2 separate regions of the Homo sapiens genome follow, and region 2 is linked to region 1. A link is a contact called in ENCODE Hi-C or POLR2A ChIA-PET data. All regions are on one chromosome and are shown on one strand. The core of a region is the stretch at or near the end of the contact, and the rest is flanking DNA. Distances in the headings are between cores, read along the strand shown.

What was found. Hi-C counts contacts between places; a loop is a spot of excess contacts on that map. ChIA-PET counts read pairs that join two places held with the same protein, here RNA polymerase II (POLR2A). Pooled maps may share reads with other maps.
Region 2: a pooled map shows a loop between it and region 1 (2.1-fold over the local background). The contact joins the promoter of TSPAN2 here to the promoter of NGF in region 1. A Hi-C loop is called at or near these places in 1 of 168 maps with a recorded cell type or tissue (ascending aorta) and 4 of 50 pooled maps. POLR2A ChIA-PET finds 5 or more read pairs at or near these places in 1 of 52 experiments (Panc1).

What each region holds. Positions count from the first base shown.
Region 1 is chr1:115,336,180-115,343,051 of GRCh38, forward strand. NGF (nerve growth factor) reads right to left here and starts at 2,070. Exons shown (of 3, transcript NM_002506.3): 1 at 2,025-2,070. The region is part of intron 1 of NGF-AS1 (NGF antisense RNA 1); the gene reads left to right.
Region 2 is chr1:115,086,844-115,093,923 of GRCh38, forward strand. TSPAN2 (tetraspanin 2) reads right to left here and starts at 2,660. Exons shown (of 8, transcript NM_005725.6): 1 at 2,521-2,660. The coding sequence starts at 2,589.

The sequences.
Region 1 (6,872 bases), core at 820-3,319:
TACCGGGATGACTGCCCTGAGTGGGCCCAGTTCATTTCTCTGGTGGGCCTGGGCTGCTGTTGGAAATGCAGTGGTGCCAGCAGCTGGTTCTAAAATCCTCTGAGGTGCTCCTATACTTCTGTCAAATTAGTGTTCTCATGCCCCAGTGATCTTGGCTTCCCATTTTTGGTGCTTCCTTTTTCCCTTCACCTGCATAAAGATGTTGGGGAAAGAGTGGGGTAGGAGTTTGGCAACATGTGGCATTAACCCTATCCCCCTTCAACAAGAGGAATGTTCACTTTCTGTGTGAGTCAATTCCAGCTAGGCCAGTCTCAGCCCCCAGACCCGCCTGTCTCCTCTGACCCTCTGGAAACACTGCCCATCATGAATTGACATTTGGGTTGCTCAGGTTGACGTATGACTTATTCAACAAAAGAGACCCATCAGGTTTGATACAGCCTTTCTTCTTTCTTCTGTGACTCTGCAGAGGGAGAAAGTTTCAGACATTCAGGAGGAAACTGTAAACACAGGATAAGAAGGGCTGGCAGGGGCCAATGGCTGCTGCCCTTCTGCACTGCCTCGAGAAGGGGAAAGATTCCCTTCCAGCAGACTTAACTGACGGCTTCAAGAGTTTGAGGACCCTGGAGAGAAGTTACTGATGGGGTCTCCACTGTCATTTCTGCATTTGCAGAGTGCAGCTGGCTGTGCATGGATTGGGGAGGAGGGGACTGGCACTGGCAGTGGGTGTGCCCAGAGGATGGAGCCAGAACAATTAATCAAGTGACTTTTCTACAGGATTTCCATTGGCCTTGGATGACAGATGGGGCAGAGGCACCCAGGAGAGCACTATTTTGGTTTCCAGCTGGGAACGTGCACTAAGTTTTCCTTAATACCCACAGCACCCAAAAGGCTTTGCTGTAATACACTTTAATGCATGAAACACTCATAAATTATCCTTCGAACTGTTACAACTTCCAACCTGGAACAACTTGGAAAAACCAGCCTAGCAAGCAGGCTCTTTTTTAATCTCTCAAATCACAAGAGAAGAAAAAGTTCAAGCACGAAACACCTTCCTTAAGAATCTCGAAATTTTTTTTGTTTTGTTTTTGTTTTTTTTTTTTTTTTTTTTTTTTTTTTTTTTTTTTTTAGAAGGAGGTTTGTAATTAGAGGGAGCTAAGCTGCTTGTTTCTGCTGGCTCAAAGTTGCAGCTCCCTGACCCCTGAGTCCTCTCTCCCTCCCCTAGATCCTCCTCGCCTGAACTCAAGGCGCTCCCCGCCCTAACCTTCCACGCCCGCTTCTCCCACACCTGGCAGCAGACAGCTGGAGATGAAGCGTGTGACCCAAGTGGCAGGGCTGAACCTTGGCGACCTCTACCTGAGGTTGTCCAACGCGGCTCCGTGGAGGGCCCCGGTACGCCGGACGGACCCCGGCGTTGGCTCGCAGACTTCCTGCGTTAACCCCCGGGGCCCTCAGTCACGACTCCCAGCCCTTCCGAGACGCGCTGAGGGAACTGCCCCAGGTCTAGCGCGCCCCGTTCCGCTCCTCCCCCTACCTGGGGGCCGCGCAGCACTTTCCCTACTCGGCGCTCACCTCAGCCAGCGCGCTCTGCGCTCCCCCCGCGGTGCTGGCCGCCACTCCTCCCGCCCTGGCGCGCCAGCTGCCGGCGCATCCCTCTCCGCGCCCATTCGCTCTCCCTCACTTGCGCGTTATCCACTTCTAGCCCTCGAGCTAGACCCTGGCATGGCCGTGGGCTTCTGCAGGCGCCAGGGCTGCTCCCTGGACTGCAGGCCATCCTGGGACTAGGGACTCCACGACCAGAACTAACGCTGTTCCCTCGGTCCGACTCGTCCTCCCGCGAGGGTCCCGCGCCCCCACACCCACTCGGGACATTTCTCAGGGCTGCTCTTCGGCCTGCGGGAGCCTCGGGGGTAACCAGAGAGCTCGCCAGACCGGTATCCTTGCAAACTCTCCCGCGAAGCCCAGCCACCCCTGCCCGCGCCCGCGCTGCGCCCCTCTCGGGATCGGCTCGGGGCAGCCTGACTCACCGCTGCGCTCCCCTCCGGCTCCCAGCGCTCTCTGCTGTGCCGGAGCGCCGAGCTGCTCTCACACAGGCTTCTTGAATTCTTAGCCCCTCCTCCCGTACTCCTGAGTCACACGCTCCAAATCCTGGCCCCCATCCCTCCCCTCCCCACCACCAGCCCCGCACCTGCTGTGGCTGGGCTGTGGTGCCCGGCTGGAGGGGGTCCTGGGGACTACAGACGGATCGCTCCTGGAGGGCTGGCCAGACCCAGCCAGAGAAGGACTTTAAACCTTCAGAGGTCAAAGGGAAACCCACTGGGGTCTGAGGGGCCGCGCGCGCAAAGCCGGGAGGGGGAGTTTCTGGGGCACCGGCAGGGGTCGTTGGGCCGACTGGCTGGGGCTGGGCGGAGTTGCTCGCAGCTTCCCTCACCTCTCCGCCCTGCCCCCGCGCGTTGCCCTTCGCCAGTGCCTCCCTGGTCTGCCCGGCGTCGCCCTCGGTGCCCCAGGCATCGGCTGCTCCTTTTCTTCGGGGCGCCTTTCCTTATCCCAGGATAGGTGAGCACCCAGGGGGAGCTCCGCGAGGGGCAGGTGCCCAAGCTCCTCTGACAAGGGAAGGCGGCTGCAGAACCAGCTAGAAGGCCCCCAGGCCCGGCAAGTCCAGCATGGGGACAAGGGGCAGAGGACTTCAGGAGTCAGGAGCTAGAGCCGGGACCTTAACTTAAGGCCCTGGGTTCCAGGAACTTCCCGGAGTCCTTGGCCCCTCTGAAACTGTAGGCTGATTTGCGCGACTGTGTGCAATGCTAATATTCTTTTCTGAGCTGAAGGTCCGCAGCTTTCATCAGTTTTGCAAGGGGTCTGTGACCCCAGACTGATATAGCCAGCAAACCCTAGGCCCCCATGCCCCCCTCTCCACACTCCAGGCCCCACACAAATTCTTCCTGACCCTTCAAAATTTCTTGAGTTCCCTCGATTCAGCCTGACAGGAGAGCTTGCCTGACTTTCCCCTGCCCCTCTGCCAGGGCTGTTCCCACCCCAGCATAAAATGAGCAAGGGAGAAATACCCCTGAAGTCAAATTTGTCACCAAATGTGCATCATTAATTGTAGCATTCCAGGGGATTCGTAGCTCTTTGGAAATTTACAGCCCCACTCCCTCCCGTGTTGAGCTTGTCTGTGCCTTCGCTTCTTCCTATAGCAAAGGTGGGTTGGACCCCTACCCTGTATGGATGCCACAGAGGAGAAGTAGGTGTGAGGAGAGTAACAGGGAGGGAAGGTGGGGCACAGAATCTCCCTATTGCTGGTAACACCAGCCAGTGCAACTTAGCAGAAGGGCACCCTCCAGGGAACTGGGATTTAGTGAAGCAGATGATTCCTGTCCTAAGTCTGGGGGTGGTCATTTACCCTTAATGGATGGCACTTGAGCAAGATGAAGCCCTGACTAGGCATTTCCAACTCCCTTGATTCAGATTAGTCTTGAGGTCTTACTTCTTTCTATTTTCACGTTTGCTCCCATAAGAAAGTTCATTCCATTTACACATGCTCTGAGAAGGATGAAATAGGCAAAAAGCCCTGGAATTGGAAGTCAGCCTTAGCTTTGGTGTGACCTTGTTGTTTCCCAGCCTTAGGCTTGTCCACTTCTGACTTGTTCAGATACAGGCTGGTGTATGAACACACTTTGGAAGTGAGGGCAAGAGGCCAGGGAACACTGTGAATGGCCCTTTCTACAAAAGTAGTATCATAGTCGAGGTGATCCATTAGGAAATTTATCATCGTCAATTAAACAAAAGAATTTCCAGATAACAGGATGAATTCATCCATCAATCATGTCATGTATAAACTTGTTTGGAAAGCACTAGCCCCAAGCCTTACATAATAGCTGCCTGAGAATTTGGGTATGAAATTAAACTTTTAGAATAACAGAGAATTTGGTTGTTGAATGCAGAGCATTTGTATGTGTTCTTGTGGCATCATTCAGAAGGACAAAAGGATTTGGGACACTTGTGGTTCTTTTCCATGTGGTATGTAAGGGGGAAACTTTAAGTGATGTAAGCAGATTATAAGTTTGCTTATATGCTCCATCCTCACCCCCTAAATTGTTGGTCATATTCTTCTTGCACATGTTGATTTAATAAGAGCTCCTTTCTGCCCCTAACTACCTCTATTTCTGTCCCTGGACTTCAAGGATCTTGAGTAAATAAGAACATGTAAACAACAAACACAAAAATACTCCAAAGATTATTGATTGAGAGCCTACCATATGCCAGGCACTGTGTGCTGGCAGTGGTACCGGCTCTCAGAGAGCTTATGTTCTAGTGGGGGCTTGATTATTAGTCCCTGGCCATGTTTATCACAGTTTCCCTAGGTCCTAGCATAGGACCTGGCCTATAGTAGGTGCTCAGTTAATACTTGTTGAATCCAACAACGGTCAGAGTCATTTGTGACTGTCAGACAACCCACCAACACTGGATTGGTTTCCAGCAGGTTCCAGATCAGCCTGCCTTTGGCACAGAGACCACAGCCAGGTGCCTTTTCCCCTGCCTCTTCCACTTTCAAGAAGGTTCAAACAGAAATGTCCTTCTCTTGGGTCATTGAGAGAAGGACTTCTGGGCCTGGACCAGCTACATTCATAGGAATGAAAAACAGCTGAGAGGGCAGCGGCCAGAGGAATGGTGCAGACAAGCAGAGGATAAGAATGTTTTTCTGTACTAGATTTTCTCGAAAGAGCCTTTTATCCAGGGTATCAAAATAACCAGCAGCTGATGCATTTGCTGACTTGGAGGAGAGATTGTGGCGTGTACAGTAATTGTTGTTATTTCTGAAGATCTAGAAGGCTGCAGCCATTGAGTGCCTCATCAACAGCAACAGTCAGCTAGCACAAACCCCTGGCTTCTCCCTTGCTTCATTCCAGGAGGCCAGGACAAAGTGCATGTGCTATTTAAAACACCAGCAGGCTCAGCAGAGATCTGCCAGCAAGGATGGAATCACTGGATCTGCTAGTTCTTCATGTGAAACACAGAAATATTGTCCCAATTGCTGGAGGAAGTGATAGCTTCCGTTTAAAGACTTTTTTTTCCTCTTCCTTCTAATCAGAGTGAAGAAGAACTTCAGAAGAGGAAATGTTTCATAATGCTTAGTGAGATGACATGTTCACAGAATCACAGAAATGATCAATCCAGCCACCTTATTTATGGATGAAGAAACAAGGGCTCAGGAAGGACAAAGGCTCAGCCAAATACACGTGGCCAGTGTCCGGCTTTTTGACTTCTAAGCAAGCCTTCCTTTTACTACACTCCCTGAAAGAGGCTGGGAGAAAAACTGACCAATTCAGTCTACAGGAAAAAGCTGGTAAAGGAGCTAAAGTAGGCAAGGGTGCAGAGAGGGCCAGGGGTGCCCCCTTCTCCTCTGGGCTATCCCTGCCTACTCCTGTGGCCTGTTCCTGGCTTTTGCTGTTTCTCGCTGAGATCTCCAGTTCCTCCATCTCTACTAGTTCCCTCGCTTTTGCTTGTGAACATTCACTTGCCTTTTCTCTCTTAAAGAAACTGCTAGCCCAAACTCTGGATTTCTTAGCTTCCATTCACTACCAAATTCTTCAGCAAGGTAATCTATACCCATCATTTCCTTGGCACCCCCTCCCCGAAACTTTCTGCAACCAAGTTCCCATCTTCCTCCCCTACCTTTCCTTTCTCCCTACTAAACTGATAATTTTTTTTAAAGGTCGTTAGTTGCAAGAACACCACCAACACCAACACAATCTCAGCAGCATTTATCTAGTGCTTGCCTTATTTCAAGTACTGGGCAAGGCATTTTTCCTAGCCTTATTAATTGGTCCTATTGATTTGTAGATAAGATGAAACTCTGAGAGGTAAGTCACTTCCCAGGTCTCATAGCTAGCCAAACGGCTGAGTAGAGAATTGAACCCAATCCCTTGCTGTTAAATGCCACGCCTCCTCCTCCTTTCAGCCAAGCTCAGCTGACTTTGACAGTCCTAGTCCACTCTATTCATGACCTCCTTTGTCTACAACTTTCCTTTCAGAACTCCTGTGACCACACTATCCTGGCTTACTAGCCACCTCTCTGATTTCATCTGCCCTCTGCACTCATGGGCCTCCCACAACTCAGTCCTGGGGCTTTACATTCTCCTCCACTCTTGTTCTTCCAGGTGTTTTTTTCTACTAATTTTATAATTCCAAGCATGGTTTCAACTCTGGCCTCTCCTTTAATCACCAACACTTTGAGTGTTATGTGCGAAGCACTACCTAGGTTCTTGTTTCAGCGAATCTGCACAGGCCCTGGCGAGGACTGTGTTTCTGCCTCTCCTCTGACTCTCAGCCCCTCCATCCAAAGCCCTTGCTCTTAACTCAGCCAGGCAGCTGCCCCACAGATCCCATTCTTGAAAGGTCAGGAAATCCACGTGGGCCCAGGACAGTTCAGCTCTTTTCCTGCAGCCCAGGAAAGTCACCAGTTTGGAACTGGCAAGATTTAGCCCATCTGTCCTCTTAAGTGGTGTGTCCTTGGGAGAAAGATTGACCCTCCTTGAGCCGTAATAATAATAATTACTTTTCATTATATGGAGTGAATATGTTAAACAATTTTCAAGCACCTGCTACGTGCCAGCCCCATTCTAGGTGCTGGGGATTCAGCAAATGAACAAAACAGCCTATAAACACATAGAATTTTTTATTTTTAAATTTTTTAATAATTTCAACTTTTACTTTAGATTCAGGGGGCACATGTGCAGGTTTGTTACAGGGGTATATTGCCTGATGCTGAGACTTGGGATATGATTGATCTCATCACCTAGATAGTGAGCATAGTCCCAACAGTTAGTTTTTCAACCCTTGCCCCATTTCCTTCCTCCCCACTCTAGTAGTCCCCA
Region 2 (7,080 bases), core at 1,410-3,909, 250 kb before region 1:
TAAATTAGATTGCTGGATCCTACCCCCAGAGTTTCTGATTCAGCAAGTCTGGGATGAGCTGAGAATTTTGTTTGTTTGTTTGTTTGTTTTTGAGATGGAGTTTCGCTCTTGTTGCCCAGGCTGGAGTGCAATGTGGCACCATCTCAGCTCACTGCAACCTCTGCCTCCCGGGTTCAAGAGATTCTTCTGCTTCAGCCTCCCAAGTAGCTGGGATTACAGGCACCCACCACCATGCCCGGCTAATTTTTGTACTTTAGTAGAGATGAGGTTTCATCATGTTGGCCAGGCTGGTCTCGAACTCCTGACCTCAGGTGATCCGCCTGCCTTGGCCTCCTAAAGTGCTGGGATTACAGGCATGAGCCACTGTGCCCGGCCTGAGAATTTGTATTTCTGACAAATTCCCAGGATATGCTGATGCTGCTGGCCCAGGAACCACTTTTGAGAACCACTGGTTAATTGAATGTACCACAGTGCTTAAGAGAAGGTAGGCGGCCAGGCGCGGTGGCTCACGCCTGTAATCTCAGCACTTTGGGAGGCTGAGGCAGGCAGATCATGAGGTCAGAAGATGGAGACCATCCTGGCTAACACGGTAAAATCCCGTCTGTACTAAAAATACAAAAAAACTAGCCAGACGTGGCGGAGGGTGCTTGTAGTCCCAGCTATTTGGGCGGCTGAGGCAGGAGAATGGCGTGCATCTGGGAGGTGGAGCTTGCAGTGAGTGGAGATCGGGCCACTGCACTCCAGCCTGGGCTACAGAGTGAGACTCCGTCTCAAAAAAAAAAAAAAAAAAAGAGAAGGTAGGCTGAGTTTGAATACCATCCCTGCCACTCACTAGCTGTGTGATCTTAGGTGACTTAACCAATTTGAGCCTGTTTCCTCATCTGTAAAAAATGGGGATAATAATAGTATATGTATATCAGGACTCTTGTGAGGATTATGTGTAATAATGAAAGTAATATGCTTAGCACTGTCCCTGACACATTGAAAACATTCAATGAATCCTTCCAGCTATCACTGGAAAGGCTGGTACAATATCAGCCACTAAATAAGCACTGAACCCAGCTTAAGAATTCCTCCTCAGGCTTAAAACTTCATAAGGCTTTGAATTCATAAGCAGTGAGAATGAAGGTTGTCACTGTGGCGTGACATCTATAATTAACAGCTTCTGAAATTAAGCCAGATTCCTAAAAAATACAACATAAAGGGTCTTCAGAAACGCCTCTCCCTATAGTATGCTTGATGTAAATCCCCACGTGTACAAAGGCCATGTGTCTCTTTAAAGTTCAGGGGATGTCGAGGAGGTACCTCCTTCACACCTTCCACTGCTGAAGGATACTGAAGAGCTTGGAGTTGCTGAAGTCACCCAGGCATCTGGGCTAATGGATTGACAGACAAAAGAGGAGCCCATCATTCAATAATTAATTAGTTGCAATCATGGGAAGACAACGTCCCCCAGAGCAGATAGGACAGCCACCTCCTCCAACCTGGTAGTTTCAAAGCACCCAGGCCCTGGCTGCTCTCAAACCTCTTTATCCAATGTTTCCCCTCAGGGTCTAGCTGAGCAGTTACACTGGCTGACATTCTCTTAAGAAAGCCCAAGAGGAAATGTGCAGAAAAGACAATTTTCAGACCTTGTCTCACAGTCCTGCAGGCCCTGGGACAGGGTATCCAGGGATGTAGGTCTGGTCTAGCTGTATCCCTGTCTCGATAATATAGGAGACAAGGGTCAAGATCCTATCTCTCTGTGAACCATGAATCCTGGGAACGCTGTCAGTTCAATCAAACCCTGCAAAGTTGAATGAGATCATCTCTGGGAGAATTAGTATTTAGCAGAGGCTGCGGCTGGGGGTTGTGGAGAGCTGCTGCTGCCCTTTAGAAGCCCTTCCATTCCCCATCCCCTTCTCAGAAGAGAACCCACCACCTCCTCTCACCCAGGGGTACTCTTACCCTGATGCCCAGAAAAAGGACGACGCCCCCCCACCACAATTTTCACTCCTATCTCCAATTTCCTAAACAAAACCATCACAGCCAGGTACAGTGTCCACACACTCGAATGGAGCACCACCCCAGGCAGCCCCAGGGCAGGGGTTTCTCTCCCATCACCCTGGCCAGGCCCTGGTTCCAGCTGGTAGGCAGAGTGAAAAGGGGGTGTGTGCACGGGAGACTGGAGGGGAACAGGGACCCAAGTCCTCCGGAGGTGAGGAGAGGCTGGGTCCCCGCACCTGGGGTCACTAGCTGGGAGATAAAAACCAAGGCAGGTGGGGGTTCCTTCCAGGAAAGAGCCACACGGTGTCTCTCCCCTTCTCACCATTTCTCATTGATCAACCTTCTGTCTTCCCGTTCTCTCCCTTCCATCCCTCCCCTCCCTCTTTGTTTGCCTTCTCCTCGCCTCCGCGTTTGAGCACCCAGCCCTCCCCACGAGCGCGACTCGGACGCCGCAGTCAGCAGCTCGGGGACCCCGGCCCCGCGCCCGCCACCCGGCCCCCTGCCCTGACCGGCCCTCCCGGCTCCTGGTCTCACCCAGAAGAGCAGGTTGAAGCCAAGCAGCAGGTACTTGATGCACCGCAGGCCCCCGCGGAAGCGCCCCATGCTGCGGCCCGGCGGCGGGATCCCCAGTCCCCAGGCCCGCGCTACGAGCGCGGGGAGCGGCAGGCTCCGGCGGGGAGGGGGCGGAGCGGGGAGGACCGGGGCGGGGCCTCCGGGGGGCGGGGCGGGGCCCGGCGGGGAGGGGCGCGTGGACCCCAAGCGGCGTGGCTGGCGACGGGTGGGGGCGCCAGCGGGTGGAGATCGAGCAGCCCGAGGGAGCACGTTCGCTCTTCTCCCGGACCCAGGGACCACCTTCCTTCCCTCCAGTGGGCGCACCGCCGCCGGCTATCGGAGCACCTGCAGGGCGGGAGCGCCCACCGGGGACTGGGGACCCATTTAATCAGCGCCCTGTGCGGAGACCGGTTTGAGGCCCGGGCGATGCTTGAGGGATAAGCACTTGGTCTCGTGGCTATGGAAATCTAGGAAGGTGACCTCGGGTAGAAGAGCTAAGTGGGGTCGGAGGTTGCCCCGAAGCTGGCAGGACCAGTCGCGGGGCACCTGACTGAGTGTCCAGGGCTGCGGCTCCGCGGCGCGGAGCAAGCACACAAGCAGCTTCTAGGGGACCCTCCCTCCGGCCCCTCCCCCCTCCTCGGGGGACTCTTACCTTAATAGGCAAGAACTGAGAGAGGGTGCGGGAGGCGGCGCCCTGAGTCCTGTGGGCTGCCCTCAACCCAGCCGGCCAGTGGAGGGAGTCTGACTTCTCATGTCCTGCCGGGTTCCACTGATCGGAGGGCTTGGAAGGATCCCAAATTTTCGGGATCTTAATTATGATGTGGAGATGGGAGAAAGGGGAAGGGGGCGGTTTTTGTTTTGCTTTGTTTTTATTAAGTTAGGCTGTTGGCAGGAAAATCAGACTCCCACTTCCATTGACTAAGTGTCTACAATATGTGGTGTCAGACAGTATGGGGGAGACAAGAAAGCAAAATTCGGAGAGCTTATGCATAAATTCAGCAAAACTTTGAGTGCCTATTATAGGCCAGACATAGTAGCAAGCCCCAGGGACTCAACAATGAGGAGACAGCCAGGCCCAGAACCACAGTCTCTGGTGTTGGAGACAGATCTGTAAGCAAATAGGGTGAGGAGAGAAGGGCTGGGTGCTAGACAGGTGTGCCTGGCCTGACTGCCTTAACCAGAAAAGGCATTGCTAAGGAGAGGGGCCTGATCTGGTCTAGAAGACGGAGCCCAGGCGGAAAAGATCAGTCCAGGAAGACAGCATGCGCAAAAGCACAGAGCTGGAGAGAACAAGGCCTCCAAGGGAGTTCTGAGAACCGCAGTTAGCCCGAGTGAAGCCTGGTGGGGGCAGAGTGAGTCAGGAAGGCAGGAGCCAAATCACAGCTTTCAGTCGGCTGACCAATGTGCCAAACTGTCATTGGCCCCGAGTGTCCCCACGTGCAACATGGAGGTAATAGTACTCCCCTCATAGAGTTGTGAAGATAAATGAGTTAGTATTTGTGAAGTGCCTAGAACAGTGCCTGGCACAGATTAAGTACTGCATAAGGGTTAGTATTATTGTATCACACTCTTATCAGTCAACCATTCAGTTTCTACCATGTTGCCATCTTTGCCTACCTCTGTGTCTTTGGACATTTGTTTGAATATCGACTCATTTATAAAAACGAGTCAAAGACAGAAAAATGAAAGTGCTGATTCTAGTAATAAACATGTCTCCAACAATGAAATAAAGACAAAGATGGAAGTCATTAGGTATGCAGAGAGAAGTGAATCATTAGCTTCAATCAAACACTTATAGTTCTATATCTGTCACCTCTGTTTTAGTATAAAGGAAAAGAACTAAGTTAAAGAGTAGTGTCTGGTACATAGAAGGCGTTCAGTAAATCAACTGAATGAACAATGATATTATACTTTAAATATATCGTTGAATTTTACATCTCTAAGACAAAATATGTCTAGAGATTATATAGAGGGAAGAGAACCCCTATTGTAACATATACATCTATTGTTTGTTTTTTTCATGCTACGATTTTAGCACACATGTATTAGAGACAGATGGTGGTTGCCTGTCCAACATAACAGTTTCAGATCTTTAGTATAGACTTGCCCAGTCGCCCTTTCACAAAGTTGTATGTCTTAAGGGAAGCTGACCCTTGAGAGGAATAGGCGAAGGTAATCCCATTTCCCTTGTAGTTAGTTCAGGAAACAAATTGACAAGCATCCTGACTAATGGGATGGGAGTGGTGTCTACTGAGGGGCCAGATGGTCTTCTTCCTCTTGAAGCTGTTGGATCTGGATGGTATACATAGAGTTGCTATATCCATCTTCATACCAGCCTGAGGAGAGATCCAACATTGAAAACAGCAAAGCAGGAAGTTGAAAAAACCAGAGTCATAGGTGATATTACGCCATAACTGAGTTAGCCATTTCTGAAGCCAATTGAGGTTTAGGTTTTTGTGTACATGTATGTGTATGTGTGTGGACGCATGTGTGTTAGTCCATTCTTGTGTTGCTACAAAGTAGTACCTGAGACTGGGTAATCTCTAAAGAAAAGAGATTTAATTGGCTCACAGTTATGCAGGCTGTACAGGAAGCATAGTGCTGACATCTGCTTCTGGTGAGGCCTCAGGAAGCTTTCAGTTGTGGTGGAAGGTCACAGGGAGCCAGTGTGTACACAGCGAGAGTGGGAGCAAAAGAAGTGGGGAGTTCCACACTCTTTTAAACAACCAGATATCACATGTGAACTCAGAGCAAGAACTCACTCATTATAGGGAGGATGGCATCCAGCCATTCATGAAGGATCCACTCCGATCCAATACCTCACACAAGGTCCCACTTCCAACATGAGGAATTGCCATCATCAACATATATGTATGTATTGTGCCTGAAAGGCATTCCATACATTTTCAAGGGTATATTACTATAAGAAAGTACAGGGCTACATTAAATGACATAATAAGGAAGTTAGCCTTTAAACTGTCACTGGCATTGCTCCCTTTTCTCTTTTTCCTGTCTTGAACTCAGACATGATGCTTGAAGTGCTAGAACATTTTGTGACTATGAAGAAAGGGCAAGACAATTGCAGACCTTCCAGCTAGGACATTGTGGAACTGCTGAACCAATACCAGCAGCTACCTAACTCCACATTTCTTATTATATAGGAAAAATAACCCTCTTTTTGTTTGACTTTGTGTTGTTACATGTAGCTAAAGATATTCCTGACTGGTAGAGGGAAGACAATACATTCATTTTTGGATCTGCTGAGTTTTAGATATGGTGGGAAATCCAGATGATGTGGAAATATGATTGGATTCTGGAGAAAGGTTTGGATGGTAAGTTTAGGGTAAAGATTCTTCAGCAAATGGTGATAAATAGAAGCCAGTGGTCTTAAAACTGTTGCCCACACATGCCCTAAAATAGTTACAAAAATATTTTCTCTTGCATTTTTTCCCAATATTTTATTATGAATATTTTCAAACGTACAAAAAATTTGAAATAGTTGGGCAAGGAGCACCATATACTCACCATCTAGATGCTACAATAAACATTTTGCTTTGGTTGCATTACTTATCTATACATCTGTCCATTTCTCAATCTATTTTTTTTTATTTATTTCCAAATAAATTGTAGGCAGTATGTTTCACTCCTAAACTCTTGAGCATGCATAACATTACCTAGAGTTCAAATATCTATTTACTATTTTTCTAAAATTTACCCCAATGAAATGTACACATTTTAAGTATATTATTTAATAATTCTTGACAATGCTTTTGCCTTTCTAACCCCGAATCCTATTAAGATATAGAATATTACTGTCACCCCAGGAAGCTTTCAGGCTTTCATATAACCCTTCCCAGTCAATCTATGCCCACATCCCTCCTAAAGGCAAACACTGTTCTGATTTTCTTTCACTATAGATTACACTTGCCTGTTTTAAACCTTCATATAAATGGCATTGTATAGTATTACCCTCACACATTTTTAAGTTGCAGGTAAAATTATTTATTATAAGTTTGAATATTTTCAGAGATGTCATTTCTGGTGTGTCTTAAATATTGACTTTTAAAATCAAATGGCCACATTACTCATTTTAATACATCCAGTAGAAACTGAATGCCAGTATGATCTGCTACCTATTATCATCGATTAAAAAATACATAAACAAGGCCAGGAATGATGGCTCACGCCTGTAATCTCAGCACTTTGAGAGGCCAAGGCAGGAGGATCACTTGAGTCCAGGAGTTTGAGACCACCTGAGCAACATAGTGAGGCTCTATCTCTACAAAACAAATGAAAAAAATTAGCAGGGTGTGGTGGTGCTCGCTGTAGTCCCAGCTACTCCAGAGGCTGAAGTGGGAGGGTCACTTGAGCGTGGGAGGTCTAGGCTGTTGTGAGCTGAGATTGCACCATTGCACTCCATCCTAGGTGGCAGAATGAGACCATGTCTCAAAAATAAATAAATAAATAAATAATTAAAAATACATGAGCAAGCTCCTCTTTAATAGGGTGAAAATTTTAATCTTTCCTTTTGCTCCTTGAACT